2 separate regions of the Mus musculus genome follow, and region 2 is linked to region 1. A link is a contact called in ENCODE Hi-C or POLR2A ChIA-PET data. All regions are on one chromosome and are shown on one strand. The core of a region is the stretch at or near the end of the contact, and the rest is flanking DNA. Distances in the headings are between cores, read along the strand shown. Region 1 has its middle 5.9 kb from the start of Gm41363. Region 2 holds the start of Fam83f (family with sequence similarity 83, member F).

Region 1 (5,762 bases), core at 3,182-5,681:
CTTAAATATCACATTAAACATATCTCTGGTATTTCTACCATAGACTTTTCTACCATCCATACAAAGCCTTTCATGTTTTACAAACCGAGACTCTGCACCTCTCAAACACTAGCTACCTAGTTTCTACCCACAGTGTTCTGTGGCTCTATTCCTGGGGAAACTGGACCAAGGCCTACTCACCCCTGACAAAGTAGTGATACCACCAAAGTTCAAATTGCTGAGTCAGGCTCACTCACAGGGGTACGGACAGCTCAAAGGCAGCTGTGCTGTCAAAGCCCACCAGCTTACCAGAGCTAAACCTCTGGAGCTCTCTGCAGCTTGACAGGTCCAGGGATCTCCCCTCCCCCACAGTCTTTCCAGCTTCTATAGCCTTGGGGTGGGCCCCCTACCCGTATGCATCTGGTGAGTGTCTGAGACTTGTGAGTTGATGACTTCTGAGCATCGGTTCACCCTAGGACAGAGTTTTCATTCTGAGGAAACCTTGTAGCTGGCCTTTTACTCTTGTGGGTTCTCTCTCCTTTTTCTTACCCTTTATTCCCCCCTCCCTCATTTTCACACCCTATCACTAGATGGGGAAGAGAGAAGGATAGAGGAGGGAGGGAGGAGGGGCGGAGGGAGGGAGGAAGGGAGGGAAGGGGGGAGAGATCTGAATTGTTTCTTCTTTGAGCACAACTACTAACAAACCACACCAACCTCCCTGAATGACCACCAACCCCACCTATTGGAGTCTACCTAGTATTTATATATCCTCTGATAAATTCCCAGAATTCCACACATCACACAATCTGCAGAAACTATCTGCAGCTGGCAGAACCACACCTCTCCTAGAGCACAAGGCAAATCATAGTCAGCTGCTGCGAAGCAGCCCCATATAGCTACACCTGGTTTTAAAATGAAAACAGAGTCTTATAATATTTCTGTGTGTATGTGTGTTTGAGAAACCAAAATCCCATTACAAAACCGCTACACAACACCCAGGACCTGAGGACCACCCTCTCTTCTTTTTCTAAGCATCTTTTCTAAGTACCTCATACTGTGGAATCATAGTGTCTTAGTTAGGGTTTTACTTCTGTGAACATACACCATGACCAAAGCAACTCTTATAAGGACAATCTAGGGCTGGCTTACAGGTTCAGAGATTCAGTCCGGTATCATCAAGGCGGCTGGCAGGCATGGTGCAGGAAGAGCTGATTCCCAGGAAGTTAGGAGGAAGGTCTCATTGCCCATCCCCACAATAACACACTTCCTCCACCAAGGCCACACCTCCTCCAACAAGGCCACACCTCCTAATAGTGCTACTCCCTGGGCCAAGCATGTTCAAACCACCACACACAGTGTTTGCCCTTTTTGGGCATCCTGTTTTGAGGTTGATAGAGACTGAGGAGCAGCCTCCTGTAGATGTGCATCCACTATTAACCCACTGTTGATTGGCACCTAATTTGCAGCCACCTTTTGCCTGCGGTGCTCAGAACAGCCGCACGTGTGGATGTACAACTCTCCGGTCAGTTCCTACTTTCCCTTCTCCCATGCACATCACTCAAGTGGGATCATGGGATCATGAGGTCAATGGCAAACCCTGTCCATTTCAGCACAGGATTGCTGTGCTGTTTTCCATGATGCTGGCTCTCCTCCTCACCACAGCACCATAGCACCTCATGGGGGTATCTCTTCTGCCCTTCCCATCTCTCTACTGTCTTAAGCTGGTTTTTGCCTGCTTGCCTCAGGAAGGTGAGTGACTTTGTCAAGACTTCCTGGTGTTTATTTCCAAAAGTCCAAAGGAGCACAGGGATGTACAGAGGAGGGAGACTCTGCCAGCTGACCCCAAGGGAATGCAAGGACACAGTGGCCATCCACCTACCCAAGGTCTCTGGGGCCATGTCTAGCCTGAGAGGAATCTGCAAGCAGAGGACTCACAGGCTTGTGCCCTGGGACCTGAAGGACTTGGTGAATCAGCGACTATGCTTCAGAGCTACACCACGGGGAACTCTAAGGAACAGCTAATCTGTCTTTGGGAGAGAGATAAGTGGGTTCATGCCTCTTTGACTTCCCTCGTGGGTTGAGGTGCCCCCTCAGCAGACAGCCCTGGGTGCATCTCAGTTCTCCACACAGGGTGGGTTTCGGTCTCCTCAGGGCAGCAGTCCCAGGCTGGGCCACATGCTGTTATTGCCTGCTTGGCAGAGTCTCCTTATCTCCAGGACCAGCCATGAGCACCTGAGGATGAGGCTTTTGTGCCCCCACCCCTGCAGATGCGGAGGTGGAGAGCAGCGAGGAGTCCTGCTGGTGCTGACATTCTGATTCGCCCCACTGCAGGCCCGTCAGCCTTCCCTGACCTTTCTCTGTTTTTGTCAGTCACATCCCGGGATCTCTCCAGCCGCAGCCTCTGTCTGACTCCCTGCCCACTCCTGACCCACTCTTACGTCTGGTCCTAGTATGCTATCCTGGTCATCATACCTTAGGGCTGTCCACCCTGCTCCAGTCACGCTCCACCCAGGGGCTCCCTGGGCTCTTTCTCCTCACAGTCTCTAGCATCTCCAGAGAAGATCAGGACTCAGGACCAGTCCTGGTGGATCAAGGGTGGCCTTCTCTGGGTAATACAGGGACAACAACATGGTATACTGATGTTGCATATGTGTGTGTGTGTTCTCCCCATACACAGACAGCACGTGGAGGGAGGGCCCTCAGGCACCCTTTTACCCCGGCGCCTTACTCCACACTTTACCTGGTGGAGTGTACTCATAGGGCTGGTGGGAAAGGTCAGACACTCAAAGCCTCCATAAGCTTTAGGCTTGGGTCCAAACCCTATGGATGGGAGATCTTCCCACCAGATACTGCATGGAGGGACACTAACCTGGGTCTGTTGCTAGAGATTCTGTTCCTAGCTGGTGCTACTGAGCAGAGAGGCTTCACTGTGGGGTTCAAGGCAACGGCTCACATGGGTGCTGTCTTAGTCAGGGTTTCTACTGCTATGATAAACACTATGACCAAAGCAAGTTGGAGAGGAAAGGGCTTAATTGCCTTACACCTCCACATCACTGTTCATCATCCAAGGAAGCCAGGAGAGAAACCCAAGCAGAGCAGGAGTCTAGATGCAGAAGCCTAGAGGCAGGAGCTGATGCAGAGGCCACGGACGGGTGCTGCTTACTGGCTTGCTCCTCACGGCTTGCTCAGCCTGCTTTCTTATAGAACCCAGGACCAGCAGCCCAGGGTTAGCACCACCCAGAGTGCTAACTCCCCCATCACTCACTAAGTTAGAAACTGCCCTACAGCCGGGTCTCATGGAGGCATTTTCTCAACTGAGGTTCCCTCCTGTCAGATAACTCTAGCTTGTTTGCAGCTGTGTCACTTCAGTCTGCTCCCCCCCCCCTCCCTTAAAGGCTTGGTCGCATGTAGCCAAGGCTCACCTCAAACTCATCACATAGCTGAGTGTGCCATTGAGCTCCTGATCCTCCGACCTCCACTCCACATGCTAGGATTGCAGATCTGGGCCACCATGCCTGTTGTAGGTGGCACTGGGGATCGAACCCATGGCTTTGTGCAAGCATTCTACCAACTGAACTACATACCTAGCTCTGTCTACTTCCTTCTCACCTGCCCTTCTGCCCACACTTGCTTTAGCAGAAGTGACTTGTCAGTTTGGAGCCACTTGTCCCTTTGGACAAGGAATCAAACAGTGGCTTTATCCAGTCAGCGTCCGGTGAAGCATTGAGGCCTCGAGTGAGAAGCCTTCAAGCAGCTGCCCGCCAGCAGTGTTGGTGGTTGGGAACAGAGATGAGAGGCACCCGCGGCTAAAGTCAGCTACAAGTGCCCTGCTTGAGGAGGCTCTGTGTAGGCTCTGAGGGATGGGTGAATTGTGAGTGAGAAACAGGGTGGTGCTATTCCCTGTAGCCATGTCCTCTCTTTGAGGGTGGCCTCTTTAGGGACCTGTGGTTTGGATGTCTGGCTTGGCTTGGAGGTTTCTCTGGGATCCTCACTTCCACTTCCTCTCCCCCTCCCATCCTCCCCTCCCTCTCTCCCCCTGTCCTCCCCCCCTCCCCCTCCCCCTCTCTCCCCCTCCCCCATCTACCCTCTTCCTTCTTTCCTCTCCTCTCTCCCTTCTCCCCTCAGGAATAGCTTGGCGAAGAAATGATGCTTGTAGCACCACCCTATCTCCGGGCTATTTACAAAGATAGAGACCATTCAAATGACCCCAGCCCATCCTGAGGGGACATTCCAAGGCTGTGGCTCCCCAGTGGCATGGGGAATCTGTTTTCTCATTTCAGCAGTTAGAGAAGCAGGAAGGAAAGCTGGACTCTCCTGGCTCTGAGCCTTTGCATATGCTGTACCCCTGTCTTACTCCCACCCCACCCCCAGTCTGGAGTCACTTCCTCAGACCTGCCCTCTTTTCATACTCTGGTATGTCCCATATCCCTCTGAGCCTGGTGACAGAGCCAAACCGATGCTAAACCCTTCCTGGCTAAGGGCCTAGCAGTCAGGGAGTGGAAGGAACTGGGCAGGGTCAGATGAGGGACAGGAGGGGACAACAGGAGGCTGACCATGGGTGAATTAATGTCCCTTGACAACTTTTAATGTGCTGGGCTTCACAGTCCTCACATGAATGGTAAATGTGTTCGTTTCCACTGCTGGGCGAAGAGAATCAGAGACTCATAGAAGTGGATCATCCAGGGCCTGCTGTGCTGGAGGCAGCGTCAGGAACCCCGCCCTGCCTCGCTGTGTGCTTTCTGGGTGGCTGCACAGGTTATAGAGAAAGTAAGGGAGTGTGACCTACCCTCCCAGATATCTGGGGGCTTCTGGATATGCCTAACAGTGAATTTCTGGTGATCCCGAGTTTCTAGTTTTCCTGTTATTCTTTTATCCTGGAATCCAGAGATAAAAGGTCTTAGCTGTAGTACCCAGAGCAGGAGACAAGCGGATCCTATCAGGGTAGGAAATCCAAGGACTGGGAAAGAGATGCTGTAGGCTGTGCTCAGCTCCCAAGGGTCTCTGCTTCAGAGGTGTTGAGAGGCAGAGGATCTCGGGTGTGACCTCAGCTCTGACTTGGTCTTCCTGCTGGGATCTATGTCCTGTGGAACATGCAGTGGAGTAGGGCATGTGTGAATGGCTTCGAAGTTGTACTTTGCTTCCAGAGCAGCTGGTCACTGGCAGCCACAGGCAGAGTGGTGGGTAGCATCCAAGCAGGTAAGAGCCATAGCTAGTTCTTCCTCCCCACCTTGGCAGCCGAATATAGCACGTCAGGTTCTCGGAGCATCTCCTCTCAGCAAGAACTTCCTGAAAGAGGTCTACCTAGGCTCGTTACTGCTTCACAGGGTCTCCCATAGTGCAGTTCCTGTATTCTGAGTGGATAGGGGGTCAAGCTGGGATAGACTTGTTATGCATGGTATGAGGAACATAGAATTCAAGCATGGATTCAACCCATAATTCTAGGTTTGTTCCAAGCTGGCTGGAACTCTCTTGGAATTTTGGTGCTTCTTGCCCCTGTTCTAGACTCTCATGTCCTTGGTCTAGGCCAGGACCTGGGTCTGGGCTGTGGTCCCAGCCTTTGCAGCACTCCTGAATCTCATCCTTCCCTGAGTTCTGAGCCTTCGCTGATTGGCCAGTGGAGTCAGATGTCCCTCCTCCTGACCCCCACAGCTCCCCCCTTGGCTGATATCATTTGAATCCTTGAGACTCTTCCTGTCAGCTCTGGCTGATGTTACGCAGGCCACAGATGAGGTGCTGGAGACCATGGGGGTGTAAAGCAGTGGGTATTTTTCTCTCACACAGCT
Region 2 (5,783 bases), core at 3,040-5,539, 260 kb after region 1:
CCAGACTCTCTATAGCTCACTGCTAATGTTGTTCCCATCTGAAATCTCTTGAGCCAAGTCTCTGCCATCCTCATTACTATCCACCCTGCTGTCTACCAGGATCCTATGAGAACAGACCACTAAACTACGCTTACAGCATTCGCCTGCTTTTCTTGTCTAAAGTTCCAGAGTCTTCCACATTTCTCCAAAACTCAACATGGCCAGGTTCCTTCCAGCAACAAGACACTCTCAGTACTGTTGCGGTAAATCTCCAACCCAAATATGTCCCGGCAATGAAAACACAACTCAATTAATATGAATACAAGCTGTGCACCTAGATTGGGCAGATCTACCACTATACTACCATCTTCCACATCTATGAGACCCCTTAGAACTTGTGGTTTCGCTTCTGCTCCGCTTTCCTTCTTCTTCCTCCTCTGTCCTCCTTTGTCTTCTCTCCCTTTCTCTCCCAAAACCTTCAGCTCCACCTTCCTCTCTTTCTCCACACAATCGCCAGTTCTAGCCTTTATTTTATACATTAAGGTGGGAAGCAGGTTTACAGGAAATCACCTGAGTGCTGACTCATCCCTTGTTCGCAGCCCCTCACAGGAGAACGGAATTAACATCAAATATAATTAGCCCCAGGGCTATTCACAACACAGGACCAACTTTTGTATATGTTATTTTTCTGGTTTGTTTTGCTTTTGTCTACAAATTGCCACGATAAAGGCAACTTATAGAAAAGAGAGTTTATTGGTGCTTACCAGTCCAGAGGAGTAAGACTCCATTGTGGCAGGGGCCCATGGCAGGAAGTAGCGGGCCTGTCAGCCAGATGAGGAAGCTGAGAGATCCCATCTCAGCCACAACCACAAAACAGGGAGGATCATCTGGAAGTAGGGAGGTTGTGAATTCTCAAAGTCCACCCTCAGTAATATACTTCTTCCAGCAAGTCTCTGTGTGGTAGTTAGAATGAGATGTCTCCCATAGTCTTGGACATTTGAAAACTTGAGTTTCAAAGAGTACCTAGTTAGTACTCTTTGGGGAGCCTTAGGAGATGTGGCCTTGCTGGAGGAGGTGTGGCCTTGCTGGAGGAGGCGTGGCCTTGTTGGAGGAGGCGTGGCCTTACTGGAGGAGGCATGTCACTGGGGGCAGGCTCTGAAAGACTGGCATCATTTTTTTCCCTTTTTTATTAGGTATTTAGCTCATTTACATTTCCAATGCTATACCAAAAGTCCCCCATACCCACCCACCCCCACTCCCCTACCCACCCACTCCCCCTTTTTGGCCCTGGCGTTCCCCTGTACTGGGGCATATAAAGTTTGCATGTCCAATGGGCCTCTCTTGCCAGTGATGGCCGACTAGGCCATCTTTTGATACATATGCAGCTAGAGTCAAGAGCTCCGGGGTACTGGTTAGTTCATAATGTTGTTCCACCTATAGGGTTGCAGAGACTGGCATCATTTCTATCTTGATCTGTTTCATGTTTTCAGTTAAAGATGAGTTCTCAGCTTCCCATTTCTGTTGCTGAGCCTTTGCTCTGCCATCATGAACACTAACCCTCTGTAACCACAATTTCAAATAAATTCTTCTGTAAGTTGTCTTGGTCATGGTATCTTATCACAGCAAAATAGAAATAGGAAACAACACTATATCACACCTTCTAAAGGTTTCATAACCTCCCCAAACTGTACGACTAACTGAGGACCAAGTGTTTGAATCCACATGTTGGGGACATTTCTTTGTCAAACAGCCCCAGTAGCCCAATGTTTGCCTTCAATTCATAGTAATTCTCCTGCCTCAGCCCCTCAAGTGCTAAAAATACAGGCATGAGCCACCATGCCCAGATCCTTGGTTCATTCTCTTAGGAAATATACACTGAACTTGGGAGGGTGACAGATGCCTGTAATCCTAATAATTGGGAGGTGGCGGCAGGAGGATCGGGAATTCAAGGCAAGTCTCCTCTGCTTACAGCGTGTTTGAGGTCCTGAGCTGAGACTCTCTCAAGAGATAAAATAAAATGAAATGAAATGCTGAGCCTGAATTGTACTAGGCACACAGTCAGCACCAAGTAAGTGCTCATTAAGTCAGTTTCCCCTCTAAGCGTACGATTGCCTTTTGTGGCAGTAGTGGTTTGTTTTTTGAAACAGGGCCTTGTCGTGTTGCCCAGGCTGGCTTCTAACTCACCATCCTCCTATCTCAGTTTCTCTGGTGCTGGGTGACAGGTGCATGACATCTGGCTTGTCCGCAGTTACTAAAGCACATTTGCTACACTCGGGCTGTCCTCCTCAGCTGTATTAGCCTTGGCTGTCTCACCCTCCCCTTTACTGCTTCAAGAGCCTCTGTATTCCCTAAGCAGAGGGCCTGGCCTCCAAAGCAAGCAAGCGCTCTCCTAACTAATGGTAGACTGTGCCTATAGTACTTTTAGAGTGGAGTGCTAGCAGCGGGAAACCTTCTGGTTCTCATGAGTGGTGAAGAACATTTGAGGGAACAGGCAGGTTTGCTGTTACTCGACATCCCCAATGCCAGCAGTGACTATTGTCACAAACCCTGCAGTTTACTTTTTTATTAATTTTTTAAAAAAATTGTTATGTGTATGGATGTTTTGTTTGCAGTTATGTCTATGTACCATATGCATAGCAAGTGCCTGAAGAGAACAGAAGAGAGTGTCAGAGATGCTCTGGGACTTGAGCTATTGATGGTTGTGTGCCACCATATAGGCCCACGTCCTTTGGGAAGCATCCAGTGCTCTTAACCATGTCTCCAATCCCTGCAGACAATCTAAACACTCATTTCTCCAGACCATCAACGGGGCTGTGGGGTATAGATCAATGAAAGAGCCCTTTCCTAATTTTCCAAAGCCCTGAGTTTTATCCCAAGCACAGAGGAGGGAGGGAGGGAGGGGGAGAGAGAGAGAGAGAGAGAGAGAAGGAAGGAGTGAGAGAGAGAGAGAGAGAGAGAGAGAGAAGGAAGGAGTGAGAGAGAAGGAGTGAGAGAGAGAGAGAGAAGGAAGGAGTGAGAGAGAGATAGAAGGAAGGAGAGAGAGAGAGGGAGAGAGAGAGAGAGAGAGATGCCTATTGACTCCTTCATACACACCCCTAATAACCCCAATAACCTCTGTTTCTTTATAAGAACAAGCAAAGGAGGCCACATGTTGGGAAAGGACCTCCCTCACCGCAGAGAGCATAGCAGTTCCTTTGCTTAGCCGCTCCTTTCTCGGGAGATATAGAAAAGCATTTATTTCTAGGCCTCAATTTCCTCGTTTGTGAAATGAGGGGGTTGGACTCATTTCTAAAGCTCCTTCCAGCTCCAAGTCGCTGTGCTACAAAATGAGAGAAATGTGAACCTTTGGTTGCTATGATCTGAAAATATTTTGAATGTGGAGAATCAAAATTGTACAGCAGCACACGAACAAAATAATATGTTAATGACTAAGAAGATTGTATTTAATCCAATGGGAAACAGCAGATCCTCTGGTGGTGATGGTGGTGGTGTGCACGCGCGTGTCTGTGCTCAGCTTCCTTCCTTGGGCTCAAACATGTATTTTGAATCGCTAATATAGTAATCAGGCCTCTGGCAGCCTATCAGGCCCAAACACACGCACACACCACTTCAAATTAAAATGAGGGGCAAATCCACTGCCTCCTGCTTACATCTTTGCTATTTGGGTGATTCTTTTAGGAGAAAAAAATTTTGTAGTGACGGTGTTGGTGTTGAATTGACAGCCCCTGGAGGCCTCTGATCTCAGAACTGGGACGCGTGGGCGGGAGAACTAGGGATTTCATTAGCATCTTTGCTTTCCCACACAGACTGCCCCCTACACAGTCCGACGATCTAGCCCAACAGCACACACACTTGGACCCTGAAGGCCGGAGTGGGTCAGGATGCTACTAAATTCCGCAGGCGTCCGGACTAGAACACGTGCTCTGGGCCCTGCCTGCGGGAAGATGAGGCTGTACCCGCGGGGCTGAGTCCCGAGGGTGCTGGAGGCGTAAAGGGGTCAGGTCGCCGACCTTCCCTGCACTGATGGGTCGCAGCTGGGAGGCGGGCGTGACTCAAAGGCCGCACGTGCCTCTGACCACAGCCGGGCTTTCACTTCCACGCCGACACTCTGCACCCCAGCCGGGCTAAGTAGGCCAGAGACGCAGGGCGTCGGCTGAGCCGCCCGTGAGGTCCCCGCAAGCCCTGCAGAGGCGGCGGTCCCTCTCCGCCCGACGGCCGCGCCCGCACCGGGGCCCGCGCCGATTGGCCGACTGGCGATCGCTGGGCGGGCCGAGGCGGACCTCGCGGCCAGGTGAGGCGCCCCGCCCCTCGAGCGCTCCAGGTGCGGCGGTGGGGACAGCAGGGTCCGAGCCTGGGGCCCCGGGACAGGGCTGGGGCGCCATGGCCGAGTCCCAACTGAGCTGCCTGGACGAGGCGCACGTGAACGAGAGGGTGACCGAGGCACATGCAGCTTTCTACTACTGCGAGAGGCGGCGGGCCGCGCTGGAGGCGCTGCTGGGTGGAGGCGAGCAGGCCTACCGCGAACTGGTCAAGAAGGAGCGGCTGCGGGACTTCCTCTCCAGCCAGGAGCGCCAGGCCCTCTGCGCCGCCTGGAGCCCCTACGAGGAGGCAGTCTCCAGCACCCGTGCCAAGGCTAAGGCCAAGGCCAAGGTCCCGGCCCAGCCCACTGAGTCCCTGGCCTACTGGCCAGACCGCTCGGACACCGAAGTGCCCCCACTGGACCTGGGGTGGACAGACACCAACTTCTACCGCGGTGTGAGCCGAGTCACGCTCTTCACCCACCCGCCCAAAGAAGAGAAGGCACCGCACCTGAAGCAGGTGGTCAGGCAGATGATCCAGCAGGCCCAGAAGGTAGGCCTCGGGCCCCAGTCCTGCACCAGAGGGACCCCCCACACACACACACACTCCCCTGCCTGGTCTCACTTGCGGGCCACTCTCACCATCCTCTGGGAAATGGACCCCCGCTGGCGCTCACCTTGTGCAGCTGTGATGAGACCTTTTGAAAGATGGATGTGTAAGTTCGTGGCAAAGCACTGGTTTTTCTTACTACAGTGTCTAGGTGCGCTAGCCTTGTGTTGGTATACCTCTGTCACCATCCATCTTCCTTGGGCAGTGTGACAGTTGTGAGGCCCTGTGCTAAACTAGCCACTCAAAGGGCTTGATCATGAACTATCACCAGGGATTTATTTACAAGGCGTATCCTCGGCCGTTTCCCTATTTGATCTTCACAATCGCATGAAGTTGGTAATAGCCTCCCTTCCCCTCTGGGCCAGATGAGCTTTTCTTAGGAGCCTTTCTCCCCCAAACAACCCGACTTTCCCATTATCATCCTCTCCTGGGCTTGGCACTAGAGCCCAAGCAGGCTCAAATGAATGAGGAACGCTATTTTAAGCTCTAGCAGTGGCTTGGCCCAGTGTTGGGTGCTCCCACAAAGCACTGGACCAAGCTCAGGAAGAGGCTCCTACTTTGCCCATCTGCTCTGCTTGGGTGTTGAGAGATGTTTCCAAGGAGCCTGGTTAGAATACCAGTTGGACAGCTGGCTGTGGGGTAGGTGAAAGACTAATCTTTTCCTCTGTGCCCTTGGGTACTTGGGTAGTTTCCAGATAAAATGTGGGCTATTGCATTAAATTCAAACTTCAAATAGGTCTTTTTGTATCTTTTTATTCCAAATAAGCTGCACGGCGGCTGCATTGATGCTAAAAGTGACTTTTCATTTACCTAAATTCAGATTTAATGGGACAGATATTATTTTACCTTCTAAAGACTGAGAGGTGATAGACATACTTTTATCCCATGCATGTATT

Evidence for each region. Hi-C counts contacts between places; a loop is a spot of excess contacts on that map. ChIA-PET counts read pairs that join two places held with the same protein, here RNA polymerase II (POLR2A).
Region 2: a map of adrenal gland shows a loop between it and region 1 (2.1-fold over the local background). The contact joins the promoter of Fam83f here to the enhancer-like site in region 1. A Hi-C loop is called at or near these places in 1 of 37 maps with a recorded cell type or tissue (adrenal gland). POLR2A ChIA-PET finds 5 or more read pairs at or near these places in 1 of 5 experiments (embryonic stem cell).

The regions. Positions count from the first base shown.
Region 1 is chr15:80,403,685-80,409,446 of GRCm38, forward strand. No RefSeq gene overlaps it. Among named protein-coding and RNA genes, the nearest start is that of Gm41363, 5.9 kb to the left of the region's middle. Within about 2 kb of position 4,432, at least 1 of the 3 ENCODE cell types and tissues checked has a DNase peak (open chromatin) inside an H3K27ac peak, as active enhancers do.
Region 2 is chr15:80,667,558-80,673,340 of GRCm38, forward strand. Fam83f (family with sequence similarity 83, member F) reads left to right here and starts at 4,290. Exons shown (of 5, transcript NM_145986.2): 1 at 4,290-4,830. The coding sequence starts at 4,360.